Linked DNA regions of Homo sapiens: region 1 is linked to region 2. Evidence: read pairs that join two places in POLR2A ChIA-PET (ENCODE). Cell type or tissue: endothelial cell of umbilical vein. All regions are shown on one strand. Links, peaks and the distances in the headings refer to the core of each region. The heading gives the core; the rest is flanking DNA. Region 1 overlaps IQCK (IQ motif containing K). Region 2 overlaps IQCK (IQ motif containing K).

What was found. Peaks named below come from ENCODE experiments on the same cell type or tissue, not always from the same donor. Only the 100,000 strongest peaks of a DNase experiment are listed, where the experiment ranks them.
Region 1: POLR2A ChIA-PET joins it to region 2 with 5 read pairs; 3 of 35 experiments call an interaction of 5 or more read pairs at or near these places.

Annotation. Positions count from the first base shown.
Region 1 is chr16:19,742,039-19,753,244 of GRCh38, forward strand. The region is part of intron 4 of IQCK (IQ motif containing K); the gene reads left to right. Among named protein-coding and RNA genes, the nearest start is that of IQCK-AS1, 18 kb to the right of the region's middle. In endothelial cell of umbilical vein, for the core only: no CTCF peak of the experiment used is centred there; no DNase peak of the experiment used is centred there.
Region 2 is chr16:19,848,883-19,860,088 of GRCh38, forward strand. It overlaps IQCK (IQ motif containing K), which reads left to right. Exons shown (of 9, transcript NM_153208.3): 9 at 7,605-9,585. The coding sequence ends at 7,666. GPRC5B (G protein-coupled receptor class C group 5 member B) reads right to left here. Exons shown (of 4, transcript NM_016235.3): 4 at 7,809-11,206. Among named protein-coding and RNA genes, the nearest start is that of GPRC5B, 30 kb to the right of the region's middle. RefSeq lists enhancers at 4,315-5,233, 5,234-6,153, 9,304-10,503. In endothelial cell of umbilical vein, for the core only: no CTCF peak of the experiment used is centred there; a DNase peak (open chromatin) is centred at 9,639.

The sequences.
Region 1 (11,206 bases), core at 5,729-8,228, 110 kb before region 2:
TGAAAGGCAGGCACACGGGAGTTCAAAATCCTGCTAGACTGCTTCCTTGCAGCATGGCCCTAAGTAATCCGTGAGCCTCAGTTTCCTCAACTATTGAAAGGACAGCAGACCTGCTCCTGTCATTGGGCGGAAGAGGGGAAGTAATGAATGATACTTCCAGACCCAAGGAATGTTAACTTCCTCCTCCTCTGCTTCTCACGCTTTGCCAGGAAGTTCAGTATTTTGAATGCTACAAATACGCAAGGTGGGTAAATTACTATTAACTTTCTTCATTTCCTGACTTAGGGTTTTTTAATTAAATCGGATTCCCTCCATGTTCCCCCGTCCCCGGTCATCTAGTCTTTTGTGGGTTATTTTCGAAGGCTTAAAAATGACATTAGTACCATTTCAACATTTGTCAGACCCAAGTGGAACTCCCCTTATCCTGATCTGCACAACAGATTCACATTTTCTTGATTCAGCTGTTCCTCACATCCTGTCATTGGGAATAGATGCTTAAACTGAATGATGACTGGCCTCCAACCAAAATTACATAACTGGGGCATTTTTATCTGTCACCCACAACTGAACTTGCATCCAATTGGCTCTTACACAGCAGCGTAATTCATTGTTTATTGATGCCATTCAAATTATATCTTGAAATAACATTTATATTAAGTTGCTCAAAAATACTTGCTGATCTGCGTTTTGCCCTTAAACTGCTGATGTCTAGTTATTTATACTTGACTTCATTATTTTTCTGTTTTTTCTTTCTATGACATGGCCCCCATAGTGCCTGGAACATAGTAGGAACTCAATGAGTATTTATTGGATAAATGAATGAATATGGATTCTCAAAAGATGGGGCTGGCCAGATGCAGTGGCTCATGCCTATAATCCCAGCACTTTGGGAGGCCGAGGCGGGTAGATCACTTGAGGTCAGGAGTTCAAGGCCACCCTGGCCAACATGGCAAAACCCTGTCTCTACTAAGAATACAAAAAAATTAGTTGGGCATGGTGGCACGTGCCTGTAATTCCAGCTACTCGGGAGGCTGAGGCAGGAGAATCGCTTGAACCCAGGTTGCAAAGGTTGCAGTGAGCTGAGATCACGCCACTGCCCTCCAGCCTGGGTGGCAGAGTGAGATTCTGTCTCAAATAAATAAATAAATAAATAAAAGTCAGGGCCTACTTTTAAGATCATAATTAAGCTACATGAGCACTCTGGAGGTCTGTGACCTTTATTCAGTTTGTTGTAGTTATTACACACAGGAGGTAATTTATTAACTATACCTGCAGTGACTGGATCTACTGCCTCTGGAGGGAGGTAAACAATGGGGAGACCGCCTAAGTCTGCTAGGCTCCCTGGAGCTGGAGCTGGGCAAGGAGCAAATCCCCTCAAATTGAAGGAGCCTCATTCACAGACAATGGAGAGCCAGAGAGTAGAGCAAGAGGCTAGGATTCAAGAATAGTAGTTGTCAGCACTTTTTGAGCCTTGCTTTGTGCCAGATGTCATTCTAAGCACTTTACCTGCAGTCACTCATTTAATCCTCCCAACAATCTTTGGAGGTGGATGCTATTATCATCATCTTATGGATCAGGGCTGTACAGCACCAGGGCTAACCAAGAAGCTTAAGTTCACAGCTAGAAAGTGGCAGAGCCAAGACTCAAACCAAGAATTGTTCCAGAGTCTAAGAGTTTGACCACTGCTCCACTCTGATGGTCAGTCACACAGCTTGCTGAAAGCAGAGGTCAGATTCTGACATGAAAGATGGGTCTGGAGGCTGTGGAGAAAAGGAGTGAGAAGTTAGCAAGCCTTTTATTTAGGTTGTCCTGCCAGTACCATGAAACTCCAAGGAAGACCAGGGGGAACAGAGCAGACAGAGAAACAGCAAGAGCTGGCACCTAATTACTATGCCATAGAGCATTTGGCCAATTACACACACATCTATTGTGTGGTGTGTGGTGTGTGTGGGTGTGTGTATAGGTGTAGGTGTGTCTGCACACATGAATTCAGGCATTGTGTGGTACATGGTTCAGCAATTCCATGATTCCAGCCTCTGGAATCAGGCAGACCCTTTCAACCCAGGCCTGTTCCCCAAAAGCTATGCAAGCTTGATTATTTTGATTTTGAGTCACTCATCTTGTGATTCTTTTATATATATCATTTTAAATACTATGAATTTAATATAGTTTCTAAACAAACAGTTGTTCCTGCTTAGATTATTTTTTCTTCTTTTCTCTAAGCACACAAATAGTATATTTTTTCATTTTAAAAATTATTTTCATTTTTATTTTTAGAGATGGGGTCTCACTGTGTTGCCCAGGCTGGTCTCAAACTCCTGAGCTCAAGTGGTCCTCCTGCCTTGGTTTCCCAAAGTCCTGGGATTACAGGGATAAGCCAGTGCACCTGGCCCATCTTAGATATTTAACTCTATTTTAAATGCTCAATGTAAAATTCAGCATATTTAATAGGCAGGTATTTCCCTAATCCTTAATTTTTGGTGGAGATTACAATTGGGAGAATAAACCTTAAGCACATGATTTCCATGAATTATCTCAGCCTGAGAGTTAGATCAAGACCTCCACATTTCATGATACGAATTTAACAAGTGAAATAGATTTATTTAACCCTTTCTCAAAGGGTCATTTTCAATCATGTAAAAAAAGTAATTGAGATTTTTTAAGTGGCATCTGTATGGCATTAGAGTGACAATCTACAAATAAAGCCAATGGCCTTCTAGTTTTGCTGTGAAATTAGCTGGGTGCTAGCAGTATTTTATATTGTGTTAAACAAATATACTCTGTGAAAGGTAAATAACGGAAAATGATTGCTTTGTACAAATAGCTGGTGGAAGTACATCTGTGGCCAACAATAGATACTGTACAGACATTTCCTGTGTGTATAGCGATTTATGCAGCCATGTATACAACAAGCCAAAGGTAACAGAATGCAGATAATAGTATCTAAATTCGTTGGCCAATAAGTGAAGAATCACATGGAAGATGGGAAAGAGATGAAAGTTTTGACCCTTTGCTCTCCTATATTTAATATTCCAATATTTTGGGTATATTAAAAAATTTCAAAAGAAGCACGAGTTACCTTTGTAATCAGGAAAAATAAAAGTTAATGATAAGTAACATTTTCAAGTCCTCATATTTGACCCTGCTGCATCGTCTAGGTTATTTTCTTTCTCTCTTTCCTTTTCACTGACACACTCAGTGAATCACCTCACCTACATCTTTTTACCATTCATTCTTTCTTTAATGTGGCACTCTGGCATTTAAATGCTCACTATGTCTGGTACAACTCAAGTTTACTAATGACCCAGTACTGCCAAATTCTGTGACCTATTCCAGGGACAAAAAGGAGGCCAGTATGTTTGGGGCAGAGTGAGCAAAAGAGAGAGGAGGTGAGTTTGACAGGGTCAGCCCCGCAGCGGCCGTAACATCACATGGGCCAGTAAACAAAGTGGGTTTTATTTTAAAAGCAGTTGGAAGTAATTAGAGCCGTGACTCAACCCTACTGGGCCCAGTGCTCCCTTGTCATAGCATTGTATAGTGTGCTTCTTGCTATCCTGAAATGAAATGCTTAGATGATATAATATAACCTATTTATCAGTTACCTGATTGCTGTGTTGTACAGTAAACTACCTGAAAACTTCATGGCTTAAAATAACGATTTATTATTTTTCATGACTCTGGGCCGACTGGGCAGTTCTGGTGCTCTCTCCTGGGGTCACTCATGTGACTGCGTTCAGCTGGTAACTGGGCTGGGTTGGAAGGTCCAATTCTATCTCACTCATGTGTCTGGGGCCCTGGTGCTGCCTGCTAGCTGGGGCACTTCGGTTCTCCTTCATGTGGCCTCTCATCCTCCAGTGGGCCAGCCCAGCTCCTTTACAGCGTGGTGGTCTCCAGCAGCTTTCCAAGAGGGTAAAAGCAAAAGTGCAAAGCCAAGACCTGGAACATGACTTCCACCAAGTTCTCTACTAAAAATACTAAGAATTAGCTAGGCCTGGTGGCATGTGCCTGTAATCCCAGCTGCTCGGGAGGCTGAGGCATGAGAATCACTTGAACCCAGGAGGCAGGGTTGCAGTGAGCAGAGATCCAGCTTGGGGGACAGAGTGAGACTATGTCTCAAAAAAAAAAAAAAAAAAAAGAGTCTAGCTTCATTTCTTTTTTTTTTTCTTTTAATTTTTGTGGGTACGTCGTAGATATATATATTTATTGGGTGCATGAGATGTTTTGCTTCAGGCATGCAATGCGAAATATCATGGAGAATGGGGTTTCCATCCCCTAAGTAACTGTGTTACAAACAATCCAATTACATAGACTTTTTTACTTATTTTAAAATGTACACTTAAGTTTTTATTGACTGTAGTTACCCTGTTTTGCTATCAAATAGTAGGTCTTAGTTGTTGCCATTAACCATCCCCAACCTGACATTCATTCCTACTGTGTCTCATGGTGATAAGGCTGTGGGTGCTGAAAACATTTCCCATTGTGACTCTTAGAATTGCCGTCAGATCTAGTTTGTAAGCCATGCAAGAAAATCTTATTATAACTTTATAGTCAAGTTTCTTTTTTATTTTTAACAAAAGAGCATTGATCACTTCATTTCCCAAACTTGGCTACGAGTTGCTTTTGTTTCTAAAAATCAAAGTGATCCTCAAAGGACAAGGCTTTAAAAAGAAAGTCAGCAGGCTCTGACCTGAGGGTGACCCAATGGTTCTTTAACAAAGTGAAGGGCAGTGGCTTTGTGGCAGGATTTTCCTCCTCTGGTCTGAAGCTTTGTCCGCCGGCTTTGAGGGGCATGGCTTTATGCCAGATGGCTGTGGTAGCAGTCTTGACTAACTGCCAGATAGGGGGAACATTATCATTTGGCCATAAATTGCATTTCGATTATTATGTACTTTATCAGTTAACTTTTTTGCCATATAATAAACTACCTCAAAAGTTAGTGGCTTAAAATTACAAGCATTGGTCAGGCATCGTGGCTCATGGCTGTAATCCCAGCAATTTAAGAGGCCAAGGCAGAAGGATCATTGAGCTCAGGAGTTCAAGACCAGCTTGGGCAACATAGCAAGACCCCTATCTCTGCCAGCAAAAAATCATAACCATTTATTTAGCTCACTTTTTTGCAAGTTAGCAACTTGGGCTAGATTTAGCTGGGAGTTTCTTCTGGCCTTGGCTGGGTTCATTCATGTGTCTTTGGCAGCTACTGGATAGGCTAGATGCTGGCTGGTCTAGGATGGCCTCAGCTGGGATGAGCTGTTCCATGTGGTCTCTCATCCTCTATCAGATTAACCCTAGGTTGTTCATAGGGCAGCCAGGCAGGGTTGCTTCAATTCAATTAGACACGTCAAGGCCTCTTGAGCCTGAGGCTTGGAACTGACATAGTGTCACTTTCACACGTTAGATTGGCCAAAGCAAGTCACAAGGCCAGCCCAGATCCGAAGAGTTAGGAAATAGATTCCTTTTTTTTTTTTTTAAGTAAATGTGTGGGGTTTAAATACAATTTCATTACATGCATAGATTGCACAGTGGCAAAGTCAGAGCTTTAGGGTATCACCCAAATAACACACATTGTACCCAATAAGTAGTTTGTCATCATCACCCTCCTCCCACCCCTTCACCCTTCCGAGTCTTCACTGTCTGTCATTCCACTCTATCCATCTGTGTATAGACAGGTTTTAGCACCCACTTATGAGTAAGAACATGCGATATTTGACTTTCTGTGTCTGGCTTGTTTCACTTAAGATAATGCCCCCCAGTTCCATCCATGTTGCTGCAAAATACATGAGTTTGTTCCCTTTTATAGATTCCAATTCTTGATGGGAAGAGCTGTAAAGTCACACTGCAAAGTGCAGATACAGGAAGGGTGGAGAATGGTGGCCCTTTTTGCAACTTACCGTATACACTGCGTTAGAAATAATATGGACCGGGTCACAGATGGCAGCTGTGACTGTTAGCTCCAGCCTGGTGACTTCAGGAAAGATTAAATGAGCTAATGTGTGAAGGGGCTTGTTCTGGAGTTCAACCATCTGGGCTCAAATTCTTTTTTTTTTTTTTTTTTTTGAGACAGTGTCTTACTCTGTTGCCCAGGCTGGAGTGCAGTGGTGTTATCGTGGCTCACTGCAACCTCCACCTCCCAGGTTCAAGCAATTCTGGTGCCTCAGCCTCCCGAATAGCTGGGATTACAGGTGTGTGCCACCAGTCCCAGCTAATTTTTATGTTTTCAATAGAGACAGGGTTTCACCATGTTGGCCAGGCCAGTCTGAAACTTCTGACTTTAGGTGATCCGCCCACCTCTGCCTCCCAAAGTGCTGGAATTACAGGCATGAGACACCGAACCCAGCTAAATTCTTATCCTTCCATTTACTAGTAAGTGACTTTGGGCAAGGTATTTAGCATCTCTGTGCCCCCATTTTCTGATCTGTAAAATATGAATTGTATGTAGTACATCGTAGTAATATGTTCTTGTTGTGAGGATAAATGAGTTAAGCAAAACTTAAGAGTGTCTGGCATATAGACAGCACTCAATACACATTAAATGTTGTTAATCCTATTAGCGTTTCTCTTGGAAAAGAGCCAACCTGTAAAGGAGTGCTATTCCCCATGGCCTCTTCTGGTTGACCAATTGTTACATGAGTGAATGGAGGGTGTAATTCTCTTACTGCATTCTGGACATTACAGATAGATGGCCAAGGATGGACTCTCCTTGTCATTCTGAAAATACTAGTACCTTTTAAAATGATAGGTATTAGTAAAAATCAAAACATAACTCTTAGAAATAATGATGAGCTTAGAATCTGAGAATGTAATATAAAGACACCTCCTAGAATTAAGCAACTGCTAGAATCACATCCTGTAATGGAAAAAAACAAAACAAAACAAAACAAAAAACCAGCCCTGCAAGTATTTCAGCCTTCTCTTGAGAATTTATGTCTAAAGAAGGAAGCCATTTTTTAAAGAATGAAAATGAGGTTTTTTTGAAAGAATGTATCTTAAAGTAAATCATTGACTCTCTTGGTTGTTTAGAGAACTGCATTTCTCCTGCTACATTTTAGGAACAGGAAAAGCCAGGTCATAAACTAGTCCCAGATCCAAAAGATGTTTCAACTGTTAACCCCTTAGAATCATAAAGGGTTATCCAGGAAATAGAGAAGAGAGACGAAACAGAGCTTTCTTAAAATCAGACTTCAGTGTCAGAAATCAAGTACTATGGATGTTTCCATGATACCATAGGAAAGATCATCTGTCAGTTATTCATAACGTTCCGAAGCTGAACGCCTTCCAACTACACAGGTCAGCTACCTGTTTTTGTAAATGAAATTTCACTGGAACACAGCTATGCCCGTTCCTCTACCTATTATCTGTAATAGCTTTTGCACTACAGTGGCAGAGTTGAATATTTGTGACACGAGCCTATGTTTACTATCTGACCCTTTAAGAAAAAGTTTGACTGGGCATGGTGGCTCACATATATAGCCTCAGGACTTTAGGAGGCTGAGGCAAGAGCATCGCCTGAGCCCAGGAATTTAAGACCAGCCTTGGGCAACATGGTGAAACCCCGTCTCTACAAAAATTAAATTTACACAATTTGCTGGGCACCATGGTGTGCGCCTGTAGTCCCAGGTACTCAGAAGGCTGAGGTGGGAGAATCCATTGAGCTTGGGAGGTCGAGGCTGCAGTGAGCTATGATTGCAGCACTGCACTCCAGCCTGGGCAACAGGTGAAATTCTGTTTCAAAAAGGAAAAAAAAAAAAGAAAAAGAAAAAGTGTGCCAATTCATGCTTTGAAGTCCTGGAACTATCCATATTTTTATAGTCATAGCTGTTATGTGGGAGGCAGTCTAGTATAAAGGAAGCTGAATGATTAAGTAGTTATTGTTGTGTGGGAGGCACTACAGTGTAAGGGAAGCTTAATGATTTAGAATAGAATTTGGAGCCATTTTCACCTGAGAATAGGGCCTCATTCCACCTCTTTGTAGATGCGTGACCCCAGACCTTGCTAGTATTGTGACCTTGTAATTTTAATATTTCTAAGCCTCAGTCTCTTCCTCTGTAAAATGTAAATAACAATAGTAATTGCTTCAGATAAGGGAGTTTATGATTTTTTTTTTCTTTTGAGATGGAGTGTCGCGCCGTGGCCCAGGCTGGAGTGCAGTGGCGTGATCCTGGCTTACTGCAACCTCTGCCTCCCTGGTTCAAGGGATTCTCCTGCCTCAGCCTCCCAAGTAGCTAGGACTACAGGCGTGTGCCACCGTGCCTGGCTGATTTTAATATTTTTAGTAGAGACGGGGTTTCACCATGTTGGCCAGGCTAGTCTTGAACTCCTGATCTCAAGTGATCTGTCCACCTTGGCCTCCCAAAGTGCTGGGATTACAGGAGTGAACCATTGCGCCTGGCCTAAGTTAATGAGAATTTTGTGTTTTTTTGTTTTGTTTGTTTTTGTTTTTTTTTGAGATGGAGTCTTGCTCTGTCACCCAGGCTGGAGTGCAGTGGCATGATCTCGGTTCGCTGCAACCTCCAACTCCCGGATTCAAGCAACTCTCCTATCTCAGCCTCCCCAGTAGCTGGGGCTATAGGTGTGTGCCACCATGCCCGGCTAATTTTTGTGTTTTTAGTAGAGACGGGGTTTCACCATGTTGGCCAGGCTGGTCTCGAACTCCTGACCTCAAGTGATCCATCCAACTTGGCCTCCCAAAGTGCCGGGATTACAGACGTGAGCCACCGCACCCAGCCGAGAATTTAATAAGATAATGCATTTAAAGCATTCAGTTAAGTGCCTGGCACAGCTACAATGAAAGATAACAATTGAATAACAACAAAATTAAATTGGAAAAAGTGGAAGTCTGAAAATGAGGACAGTCTGCGAGGAAGAGGTGGACTGGGACTGGCCATTTAGGGGGAGTTGAATGGTAGGGGTGGTGTCAGAAATGTGGAGGGCTGTGGCAGGTACGGTGATGAGGGTGGGGCTGCTGGAGTTAGGTGGGCTTGAATCTCTCCTTCAGCTCTGCTAGCTCTGTGCCCCTAGGAAGTCTCCTGAAATGCTGTGAGCCTCAGTTTTCTTATCTATTAAGTGGGGAAGTGATAATCATAGTACCCACCTCACCAGGGCTGTGGGGAAGAATAAATGAGATGGGGTGTGTCAGGCACAGTAATGGGAGCCATCGTTATTAAGAATTGTGCTTGGCCAAGCACAGTAGTTCACACCCGTTATCCCAGCACTTTGGCAGGCCTGCGTAGGTGGGTCACTTGAGACCAGGAATTGGAGACCAGCCTGGGCAACCCCATCTCTACAAAAAATAGAAATTAGCCAGGCAGTGCCATGTGCCTATAGTCCCAGCACTCGGGAGGCTGAGGTGAGAGGATTGCTTGAGCCCAAGAGTTTGAGGCTGCAGTGAGCTATGATCACACCACTGCACTCCAGCTTGGGTGACAGAGCGAGACCCTATCTTTAAAAAAGATAAATAAATAAAAATAAATTTTAAAATTATGTTTGAAGGAGGGAGGCAAATGTGAGCAAGTGCAAAGCCAGAGGAAAGAGAGTTGGGGTCCAGGTAGGCAATGAGAGAAAGAATAAATTCTGTTTTAGGCAGGAGTAGCGAGATGGATCAGGACAGGTGTGTCATCAAGCCTCTGCCAGTAGCTTCCTTTAACAAAGAGCTTGGCATGCCTTCTCCAAGCAGAGAGCAGGCCTTGAAGGGAGTGCTCCAGATCCCTTGGTTTCTCGGAGGCATGGCTTTGAAGCTAGGTGTGCAAATAATTTTGATCCTGAGATCAAAATCTGTGGGAGTAGAGTTTGTACAAAGACTTGCCTTCTCCTTATTGAATCTGCATTGCCATTGACCTTTCTGATCTTCCGATTATAGTTATAGCTGCCTTCCTGAGTGCCCCTGGGCTGGCCACACTCTACAAGAGTTGGAAGGGGAAAAGGTTGTAAGGCAGGAAATCAACTGTGCAATTGTTAAAATAGAACTTCAACAGTGTTTTTAGACTGAAGTCTAGTTAAAAGGCCACAGTACCATTCCTGCTCTACCGTGACCTGCATTGCATTCCACTGGAACAAATTAAGTCTGAGATGTGTAAATAGCATTATGAAGATTAAACCTTACAGTTAGGTTGATATTCTTAAGGAATTCCATGACATTCAGCCCTGCCTTTGGATTAGCTTAATTGGAACACGAGCGATCAGAATTTAATTAGAATTTAATTGAACTGCTATATTAAACAGAGCTGGCTCAGTGGCTACATTGCAAACTTCACTTGGAAATTCTTTCTGATGCATCTCTGAAAATATTTTGAACACTCAGAGTAAAGTTAATCATTTTTACTGTAAGCATTTTTTGATAAAAGGCTTATATTGTTAGCAGTAAAAAGTAGTGGAAACTCAAATGAGTTTGTTTCAGCTGGGGAGTATTAAGTATGCAGAGCTAAGATTTCCTTATTTGCTGGAGTTAACTCTTTGAGGGCAGGTCCTGAACATGGCAGAAAACCCCATTCAAACTGTCCTAAGTAGAAAGGGATTGTTTTCTTTCTTTCTTTATATATTACTTATTTATTTTTTGAGATAGGGTCTCACTCTGCTGCCCAGGCTGGAGTCAGATCATAGCTCACTGCAGCCTCAATCTACCCCAGCTCTAACGATCCTCCCACCTCAGCCTCCTGAGTAGCTGGGACTATAGGCATACATGCCACCATGCCTGGCTAGTTTTTGTATTTTTTGTAGAGATGGGGCTTTGCCATGTTGGCCAGGCTGGTCTCGAATTTCTCAGCTCAAATGATCCACTTGCCTCAGCCTCCCAAAGTGTTGCGATTACAGGTATGAGCCATCGTGCCCGGACCTTTTAAAAAATGTAGACAAGAGGCCCACAGGGAGATCTTCCAGCACAGCTTGATCTGGTGACCCAGATGATGTCTCCATGACTGTTCTCTCTCTTCTTCTCTTGACTGCTTCGTCTGGGTTGGCTCCACCCTCAAATGAGCCCTCATTTTGTGGCACCAGCCTATGTCCTATAAGGCTCAAGTGTAGCAGAGAGAGAGAGAGAGAGAGAGTCTCTCCCAGAGTTTCTCTCTAATTGAGCCAACTCGGGTCAATTGTCTGAGTAATTTGGGCTGGGCATAGTGTCTCATGCCTGTAATCCCAGACATTTCGAGATGCCAAGGCAGAAGAATTGCTTGAACCCAGGAGACCAGCCTGGGCAACATAGCAAAACCCCTATCTC
Region 2 (11,206 bases), core at 8,162-10,661:
AAACTTTTCCTAGCAAACATTTCATAATTATTTCTGTGAATGGTCACCCCTACTAAGGCCACTCCACTTGTGGGTGGATCTCTTGTCACTGTCACCCCACCCTGGATCTGATGATCGGGGAGTTTCCCCTGCAGCTTCTGATTGGCCACTTGACACCATTTCTCATCCTTCCTGCCTTTCTCCCATCTTTGGGCTCTAATTGCAGCAATACTGTTTAGGTGTTGATTACCCTGAGGGTCTTTTTCTTTTGTCTGGTATATTTTCTGGTGATTCTTTTAGAAAGTTTCCCCCAGTTGTATAGCAATACAGGTATACTGTAGAACATTCAGGAAAACAAAAATTCAGCAGTTTCCTTTCAATCATTACATCTATGTTCAGGTTTTTTTTTTTTTTATGTATTTGAGATGCTGGGTTATAACTTAGTTGAGCAATAGATGTAATTTTGGACGTAATGAATGTAATTTTCTACAGGGCAGTTACACTTAAGTGATGTATTATGAAAATCTCACCCAAGAATGAATGTGGAATAGGAGTCACTTGTTCTAAAAAAATAAAAATTTTAAAAAGTAAACTTTTTTTTTTCTTTAGAAAGGCAGGGGCTGGGTGCGGTGGCTCATACCTGTAATCTCAGCGCTTTGGGAGGCCAAGACAGTAGGATCACTTAAGCCCAGCAGTTCGAGACCAGCCTGGACAACATAGTGAGATCCCATCTCTACAAAAAGTAAAAAAAATATTCGGGCATGGTGGTGCACACCTGTAGCCCCAGCCACTTGGGAGGCTGAGGCAGGAGGATCACTTGAGCCCAGGAAGTCAAGACTGCAGTGAGCTGTGATTGCACCATGTACTTCAGCCTGGGCAACAGAATGACACCCTGTCTCTGAAAAAAAAAAAGAAAAAGAAAAGAAAAAGAAGGAATGAAAGAAAAGAAAGGAAGGCAGGGATGATTAAATGAAGGAGCCCAGTTTATATCTGTTAGGCTTCCAGCTCTAACAGACAGAAGCCTCCATGCCCTCGTGCCATCCTTGTACTCCTTGGAGACATGATTAACTTGGTATTGAACAATTTCAAATTTGCATAATGGAAATTTATAGGAAATGTGCTGCACCGTATTTTCCCACTGACATTTCTCCCTGTTTTTACACTTTGCCAAAACATCATGTTTTTATGGCTTCATTATATTACATCACATCAAGGTTATAGGTTGTCAGATACTTAATCATTCCCTGACTTTTGGGCATTTAGGTTGTTCTCAAACTGTTTATGTGGTAGAGGATGCGGAAGTGAACACCTTTGTCTGCGTAACATCATTGTTGCTTCTTTAATCACAGACATTTTTGCTGTCCTGGTGGGAGGCAGTTGTGAGATCTTGACCCTGTAGAGTTTTAAGAGCAGCAGCAGCCAGACAGCTCACAGCGTAACCTTGAGCAAGTTGCATGACCTGTCTCTGCTTCAGTCTCCCTACCTGTAAAACTGGGGAAAATAATAGCACTTAGCTCACTATGACTTCGTATGTGTCAAGGGCTTCATAAGTACCATAGAAGTGTTTGCTTTTATTATTTACCTGGAATCCTAGAAATCGGGAGCTAATTGAGTAAAAGATGAACATTTTAAGGTTTCTCATAGATATTGCTGATTTGGGAGCGTGAGCCAGTCTCCTCCTTGTAACCCCAGGCCCCAGCACGGTTGTGGTCCATAGCTGCGTGGCAGATGGTCATCTATTGAAGCAAGTTCTCCCCGCAGTATGTGAGCATCTCGTGGTTCGTACAATTTCCTGTTGATTTTTTCTGCCTCACCTTCTATACTGTGACCTCTTTGAGGGCAAAGAATATGCCCTAAGCAAAATAATAGCTGGCTGGGTGCTGTGGCTCACACCTGTGACCCTATCATCTTGGGAGGCTGAGGCAGGAGGACTGCTTGAGCCCAGGAGTTAGAGACTAGGCTGGGCAACATAGCAAGACCCTATCTCAACCCAAAATAAAAATATATTAGCCAGGCATGGTGGTGCGTGTGTGTGGTCCCAGCTATTAATACTTAGGAGGCTGAAGTGGAAGGACCATTTGAGCCCAGGAGGTTGAGACTGCAGTGAGCCCTGATTTGCACCACTGCTTTCCAGCCTGGGTAACAGAGCGAGACCTGGTCTCAATAAAAACGCGAATAATAATAGCTGATATTTATCAAGTGCCTAACTCTGGGTCAGAACCAGTGCTGAGCACTTTGCATTTTGCACAGCTTGCCTCTTTTGCTTCTCTCAGCGCCCTTAGGAGGCAGGTGCCATTCTCAACCCTGGCTCACAGTTGACTGAGGCCCTCAGGAAACAGGCACTGTTTCCCAAACTTGCCCAAATCTGCTCTCTTTCCCAAACTTGCCAGATCAAAACACCCACCCACAGCACTGAGGGGGAGGGGATACTGATTCCCAGGCCTCACTCCTGGAGATTCTGTTTCTAAAGGTCTGGGGTGGGGCCCAGGAATCTATATTTTCACCCCAGGTCATCCTTTCATGCTGAGGCCCTGTCTGGACAACATTGTATGAGTGGCCGGATGACCCTGTGGTCCCCAAATTTCCTGTCTTGAGCTTTAGGCATTTTCTTTATCTGTCCTGTGCTGCTGGCTGGGAGGTTTTTCTCTGGGCTGTGAATTGAATTCTCAGTCCTGTCACTCACAGGAACAGGAGAGGATAAGGGCGACCACGAGGAGAAGATGTACTGAGTCTTATTAGTATGCAAGGCCCTTCTTGTCACATTGCCTTTAATTGAAGCTGAAGGGCTGGCGTATCTCTCTCTGGGATTTTCCACTCTCCCAGCCCTTCCGGAACTGGCTGGGCACCAGCCTGCTGAGAGGGACAAGGACAGCATAGGGGTGCCGAGGCATCTGTCTGTTGGTGTTGGAAGCCAACCACGATGATGTCTCCGAGCTAAGGTGGAAGCTGCATTCTACAGCATCCTGGCTTACTTCTTCTCTCCTGCCTCTCACCCCTGCTTCCCTCCCCTTTTCCTCCCTCCGCTGATCAAGTACCTACCTGTGCAAGGCTGTGTTCTGCTAAGACCAGGAGGAGGAAGACCACCAAGTCGAGATTTTATCTCTTGCTTAATTTTTAGCAAAGTAGTGCATCCCCAGAGGCAATGACTTTGAACTTCAGCTGCTCCTCGGGGTGTTACTTCTGTATCTGGAACAGGTCTCTATGGTAATAAGATTTTCAATAGGATCTACTGATTTCCTGCCATGATAGGTGAGGGTTAGCTTAGATTCCATCCCTCCCCTCCTCAAAACAGCTAAATCATTCTTTTCCATGCCTTTATTGGTTGGCTTTGTAATTTCAAGCAATACACGAACATACCTATTTCTTTTTACCTTTTGGGGGGTGAAATATGCGTACAACAGTGGCTATAAAACACATATAACAATAAATAAAAACATTTGTGGAGGATCGCTTGAGCCTCCACAAGCCTCCAGAGGCTGCAGGGAGCTATGATCGCACCACTGCACTCCAGCCTGGGCAACAAAGCGAGACCTCTCTACAACATTTAACAAACAAACAAACAAACAAACAAACAGAACACTGTCAACAGTTTTAAAGCTCTTCCCCCATGAAGCCACTTCTCTGACTATCATGATAGCTGTTCTCTTGCTTTTCTTTGGAGCTCTTTTCACGTTTGTATGCATCTCTCAGCATTTAGATTTGCTATAAATAGAATCACACTATATGTATTATTCCGTGCCTCTCATCTTTCCTTCAACTTTTTTTTTTTTTTTTTTTTTGAGATGGAGTCTCGCCCTGTCGCCCAGGCTGGAGTGCAGTGACGCGATCTTGGCTTACTGCAAGCTCCGCCTCCTGGGTTCACGCCATTCTCCTGCCTCAGCCTCCCGAGTAGCTGGGACTACAGGTGCCCGCCACCATGCCCGGCTAATTTTTTGTGTTTTTAGTAGAGACGGGGTTTCACCGTGTTAGCCAGGATGGTCTTGATCTCCTGATCTCGTGATCTGCCCGCCTCAGCCTCCCAATGTGCTGGGATTACAGGCGTGAGCCACCGCACGCGGCCTCCTTCAACATTTTTGAGCTAATCCAAGTTGATGCGTGTGGCTTCGGCTCACTCATGTTCAGTGTTGTATAATCACTGGTCAAGTAGACCACAATTGGTTTATCCAGTCAACTGCTGATGGACATTTGGGTTGTGTCCAGGTTTTGCTATCACGAGCATCCTCCCAGTACACGTATGGAAGGGTTTCTGCAGTGGGATACGGGAGTGGAATCATTTGTATTCACTGTCAGACTCAGTTCCATTTGGTAACGCCAAGCAGTTTTCCAGTGTAGTTGTGCCTCCAGAGATGGTGACCTAATTGTGTAGGGTGTTCAGAAATCCCCAGGTAATTCCACTGGGAGGCTCCACGTCACACCTTGATTTCCAGCCCGTCAACTCGAGATAACACCTCTCGGTCCTCCCCCATGAACAAGGTCCCTAGCTCATTCCTTTCTGCTCTCCTCTGTCAAGATTTCTGAGTGATGATCTAAAGAGATACTAAGGGGCTTTTTCCCAAGCAAGGTCAACACGTAGGGAGTAGGCAACAAGGTTGTCAAGGTATGGACAGGAATTGGGTAAAATACCAGGACAACAGCTTGCAGGTGAATTCTTCCTTCAGGCAGTTGAAGAAAACTAAAGAAAACCCAAGGGCTGGGGAATTCTCCCAGAAGCCAGTCCTTCCCTCCAGCTATTAATTGCCTCCAGCATCTGTCTGTCTGCCAGCTATCTCTCTCTCTCTTTTTCTTTTTTTGAGACAGTCTTGCTCTGCCACCCAGGCTGGAGTGCAGTAACACGATCTTGGCTCACTGCACCCTCTGCCTCCCTTCAAGCGATTCTCCTGCCTCAGGCTCCCAAGTAGCTGGGATTAACAGGCGCCTGCCACCACGCCCAGCTAATTTTTGTAATTTTAGTAGACAGGGTTTCACCATGTTGGCCAGGCTGGTCTCGAACCCCTGACCTCAAGTGACCCACGTGCCTCGGCCTCCCAGAGTGCTGGGATTATAGGCGTGAGCCACTGTGCCCAGCCTGTCTGCCAACTCTCTCTCTAGCAGCTTAAACTGTGAGACTCACAGGCAGCCAGCATGATGTTAATAAGTTGAGGGGAATTCTAGACTCTTCAGGGTCCTACAGTCACGTTTCTTTAAAGGGATTCTAAGCCCCATCTGTGTCTCAACCCTGGCTGAACCTTAGCAACACACAGGAGCTTTACCTAGCTACTGATGCCCAGGCCCCAGGGTAGTTACATCAGAATTGCTGGAGTGAAACCCAGGCACCAATAAATTTCAGAAGCTGACCATGTGATTCTTACAAGCAGCCAGGGTAGAAAACCAGTAATCAGTGGTTCTCAAACTTTAACTAGCATCCATCAGAATCACCTGGAGGCCTTGTTAAACTGTAGATGGGTGGGCTCCACCCCCAGTGTCTGGTTCTCTCTGCCTGGAAAAGGGCCCTGAATTTGCATTTCTAACAATTTCCCCCTATTGCAAATGTCCCCAACTTGTCCCTAGAGACCCAGCCTGATCCATCAGAATCACCTGGAGGCCTTGTTAAAATGCAGATGGATGGGCTCCACCCCCAGTGTCTGGTTCTGTCTGCCTGGAAAAGGGCCCTGAATTTGCATTTCTAACAATTTCCCCCTATTGCAGATGTCCCCAATTTGTCCCTAGAGAGCCAGCCTGCAGGTCTGAAGTTATGCCTGATGCTGGCTGCACTAGTTGACCTGTGTACCTCCCTGGGGGGATCCAGGGCAGCCCCGCTCCATCTGACTGTGCGCACCTCTTCCCAACTCTGTTACGTTGTCAGGCTGCTGGCTTCCAATAGGCTATGGAAATGGCAAATGATACAACTCGGGACTCTCCCCCAATCCCTGGGGAGCTGTTAATCACAGCTAGTGGGACAGTCTTTAGGGAGGTGTGGCGCATCCTTGACTATGAAGAGTCAATGTCATCGTTAGTAGGGTCTAGAAGCACATAGGGTTTTCACTGTGGTTGCCCATAGAGCTTCCATATAAATGGAATAAAAAAGGTATATACCTTGAAAAAATGTTTTAAAATGTCCTGTGACCACAGGCTCCAAGTATTAAAAATATTTTTTTCTGATTTGTGTTGCTAATACAATGATTAGTAGTACGCAAAACCAAATAAATACATGATACAATTTGATAGTTGTCAAACATAGAAAATAAGGAGACTCTGAGGGCCCTCATTTTGAACTGCCTTCTTGTTTGGCACCTGGGGAGTCTTTACACACTGGGCCAGGAATGACAGGAGGGTGGGAAGCTGATGATCTGGAAATTGATTTCCTTTGAATGAACCATGACCAAGAACCCTTGCCCTCAGTTTGAAGACTGCAGGGCTGGTCTGTGTTGCTGAAGGCCCTCATCCCACCTCCATCAGAAAATAACCACAGGGCCAGGCGCAGTGGCTCACACCTGTAACCCCAGCACTTTGGGAGGCTGAGGCGGGTGGATCACTTGAGGCTGGGAGTTCGAGACCAGCCTGGGCAACATTGGGAAACCCATCTCTACTAAAAATACAAAAAGTAGCAGGGCGTGGTGGTGCACGCCTGTAGCTACTTGGGATGCTGAGGCAGGAGAATCGCTTGAACCTGCGAGGCGGAGGTTGCAGTGTGCCGAGATCTTGCCACTGCACTCCAGCCTGGACAAGAGAGACTCTGTCCCCAAAAAAACAAAAAAGTGCATTTCATGGGATGGTGTACATACCCACCTCTTTGCCGCATCTGGCTGGTGCATGCCCTTAGTTGCTGGGAGGTCAGGACGAGGGCAGGTTCACTTGAAACCTCAGCCCTACATAGTAACAAGCTCAAACACCCTTTTTACCAGAACAATGCTCTCCACAAATCATCAGAACCTGTGGCCTGGCTCAAACCACCTTTCAAGACATTCACATATGGGCAAGCAGCACTTGGACACTCCAGACAAAGATATATTAAAAGAGAGGGTCTTTCCAAAAGGATCCCTACTGCACCCACCAAGGGACTGGGTTTCCATATTTAATTGGGGAGAGGCTTTTATCTGTTGGGATTAATTCCCCTTACACACAGAGCCATACCCTGTATGGAGCTAACTTTCCTGTTTGGCAGACACAGGAAATCACCGAGATCAGGTTCTTGGTCCAGACCATGACATAAGAGAAAAGATTTTCTTCAGACCTTTGCATTGCCCCCAGTGATACCCTGAGTTTTCCATTTTGGGTGGCTGGAGAACAGGGTGTGTGGTGACAGATGGGGTTGAGCGGAGAGCCTGGAATCTGTCATCGTCTTTAGTAAAATTGCCTTCCTTCAGTACCCTGACCGGCAAAGCACACTTCTGACCTCTTTCTGAACTGAATTAAGAATGGCCATGAACAGTCCGGGAAGTGGTTTTGAACTTTCAGGTGCTGTCCTTAGAGCACAATGGGCCTGTGTTCTTCCCCGTGGATCCATGGGGCCGGAACCATGAATAGCAGGCGCACAGTGGGTTTTGGTGCAACTGACCTTGTCCACACATCAGAGTTTCCGGTTTCCCAATGACAAGCCTGTCTACGTATGTAAATTGATCCTGACTTTCCCTTTCTTTTCTTTGCAGTGAAATGCAAAATGGAGGACGATGCAGTACCTGCAGCCAAGATGAAAATTCCATCATCTTAACCATAGCTAAGACGTATCTTTGCCCATTCGAGCACAAGTTACCTTGTGCAAGGAAAATGTCCAAATGATGCTCTCTCTCTTGTGATTTCTTTAACAAGACTTGGAACATGTGCAAATGGAATCTTTTCTGTACAAGATAGGATTCATTGCAAACAAGCTTTAATGCAAATAGTTTAGAAAAGAAAGGACCAGTCTTCACTTTCTGCATTATCCCCACATTTTATTCATTCATCCAGATTACTTCTTCAGTGCCTCAGGAGTATTCTTCTACACCAGCTGCTGTTAAAATGTACAATGAACTCTAGTCCCAAGGAATACAGAAGTGCTCTTATTACCAGTTTTCCCACTTGTGGCCGCCTTTGCAAAGATCCATATTCTAATTTAAGTCCCCAACCTCTGAATTTGGTTTTAAGTTTACCTAGTGACTGACTACTCTCTTTATAAAAAAGACCTTATACTTAATGATCATTTCCAAAGGAGACCACTCCTTAACTTTTACTGCAAACCCAACAAGATGAGACACTTAAACCCAGACAGATGTAACAAAGGATTTTTGTTGTCTAAGTCCCAAAGTATTATATAGAAAGTTCCTGCTTTTATGGGTAAACTTATTACCTTAATATGTTCTGTGGTTTGCTGTTAACCAAGATTCTCCCATTTAAAATGCCACAGACCGACCCTCAAGGCAGATCCGAAAGCCTAGTAGTTAGTTGCACTGGGTTGTTTTGACAAGCTACCACACGTCTTAAGTAAATAGTAAAGCCTTTATTTTTGTGTTAAGAACAGCATTTTGAAAATAAAACCTATCTGCCCATGGTTTACAGCCTTTTAAATTTGTAATATTTATATAGTCGTTTATGGTACATATTGATTGTCTTGAAATTTCTTTAACTTCTTTTTTATAAGTATGCAACAGTCAGCCGGGGGAAGATAAAGGTACATTATAAAACACACATTAATGCATTTAATAAATATATATTATCTATCAAAAGTGAGCCTTAGCTCTTCATCAGTTAATAAAAAGCACCTGCTGAGAACTCCTGTAAGCTGGTATCATCATTGCATCATTGGATTATAAAAGCCACAATGCTCCCTTTCAACTTGGGGTTTGGCCTGAGGCGTTCAACTCAGCCTTGGCCAACCGAGACCACCACCCGAGTTCACCCTTGTTCAGTGGGTCCTGACGGCATCTGGGCTAAAAAAAAAAAAAAAAAAAAGCACTGGGCGCCCAGCTTCCAACAACCAGATCTTCAACTCTGGAATCCCTGGAGATGCACAGAACTTCCCAGTTTGTAAGCTGTCAGAGCTGACTCCCTTCTCTTCCCACCCTCCACCTCCAGTGGGGAGAAATCCAGGCTAGAATGACAATTTTCTATTAAAAGGGGGGACAAGAGTGGCTGTTATAGACCCAAAGCGATTTTAATAACCAGACACGGAACAATTTGTGCTTACAATGAGAGATTTTGATCACAGATGCTCTCCTCCCGGGTCGTTTTCCCCAAACGAGTCTTGTTTACACACGCAGATCTTAAACAGAGGTGCCATTTAATTTTGTCTTTAAACCTTGCTCCACGGGGGGCAGCTGGCTGCTACAGTCTCTTGGCAAAGATGTCTCTTGATACTTTTCAGGTGTAGTCATTAGAAAAAGAACAGCTCTCTCCCTTCTCCTCTCACTCCCGCCTCCGCCCCCATTATGAAGGCGTTCAGCCCACTCTCAACCTTAAAAGCCAAAATAAAACAAAACCCTAAGTGCGATAACATATCAGATTTAAAAGGGGGGAAAAAGGTCTCATTAAATGAGGCTTCCCATGGCTCAAAGATGGCTCTGTTCTTATGCTGGGGAAGCACGACTTTCCATGGCAGCCATTTGTGCTGTGCTCACCTTATATGCTTGGACAATAAAGAACTTAGAAAACGAACGTGTGAATTGCTCCATCGTGTGAATGGTATCAGAAAGCTCCAAAGGACTCCAGAGAGCGGGGGTGAGTAACCATTTCCTGGCACGAGAATGTGTAATGCTGTCGTTTTTTCACCGGACAGGACCGAGGTGTTTGAAGATTTCTTTCTTTTCAGAATACCGGGTCCGCATGCAACCGCCCCCACCCCCACCCCAGGTCCTAGCTTCATTCCCTCCCACCCCTCCCCAGGACTCTTACGTTTTCTGTCCACGCAATGACTGGAACGGGATTCTCTAGAAGCAAGCACATGCTCTGGGCAGAGGCGGGGTGCTTCCGGGGAGGTCAGGTGGGGGTGGCATTCTGGGGCCATGCGTTTTCTTCCCCATGCGTGGTAACACAAGGAAATGTACTAACTGTTAAGGAAAACTCGAAGGCGGGTCACACAGGGAGGGCCAGATTGGCCTTACTTTCCCCAGTGCTTTGCAAGGATGGGGTGGGGAGGGGAGACAGCAGAGACTAGGGCCTTGAGAAATATCAAAAGGTTTATTGAAACATACTCAGCTCAGACGTACTGGCTTATGAAGCGGTCAGTCCTCCCCCGGCCCCCAAACACTAACCTTTTTCATTTTTCTTTAAAGGTTAAAGGCTTATGGGTAGTTTTATAGAAAAAGCAATGTAGTGATTAGAGTATCTGCAGAAGGACCCACCCTCATTTATACATTCCATGCCGTCAGGTTAAAACTCTGCTTTGAATCGATGCTAGAGGTTATGCTGGCCAAACAGTGCAGAGAACATGGGGGCTTTGAATGGCCGAGATGTTCGAAATGCTAAATAACAAAGGAATGACTTGCTCAGGACAGATGGAAACCATGACAGAAACAATGGGCTTGGAAAAGGGCTGTTTTCATGGAACCTGCAGAAAAACCAAAACAAAATATCCCCCACACCCTCCAAAAGCAACAAGAAACCCTCATGTGATCCATTCCATCCAGGAATTTTCACCATAGCAACGGAAAGGACCCGAGGTGTCACTGCTTGTGAGGCAGCGAGAGGTCATCTCTGCATCCTAGTGGGAACCCCTGAAGCCCTGCTAGGTGACATCATCGCGGAAAACCTGCCGTGGTGCCTGCCTTCCAACCTGCCTCCCGGAGGGGCTTTCAGCTGGAGACCCCATTGGAGCTCTTGAAATGAATAAGGGAATAAAATTGGGAGAGGATTTGGAGATACACCCGTAAGTGTAGGAACAGGGCGAGATGATCAAGGGAAGAAGGGACTGCTGCCCCAAGCCAGAATATTTCTATGGCTCTACAAGGGAAGGGGCGGGGCCTGTGTTCTCACCATAGACACTAGAGCAAGAGCCCCATAGAAGGAACAGTGGTTGATCACTTTCCAAATGTGATGGTCACTTCATCACCCAGAGGGCCTCTTCTTTGGCACATGCCAGGGTCCCTCCACCTCTACTGGCTATAAAGCTCACCCCACGATTCAGTTGGGCCTCACCTTGGAATCCCACCCACAACCTCCTTAACTCTCCTGACCCCCCTGAAATGTGCAAACCACCAGGCAAGCCGGTGGCAAAGTCCCCATTTGTCCTCAACGCAACGGTCATCTCCAAGAGGCTACCTGGGGTCCAGCACTTGCT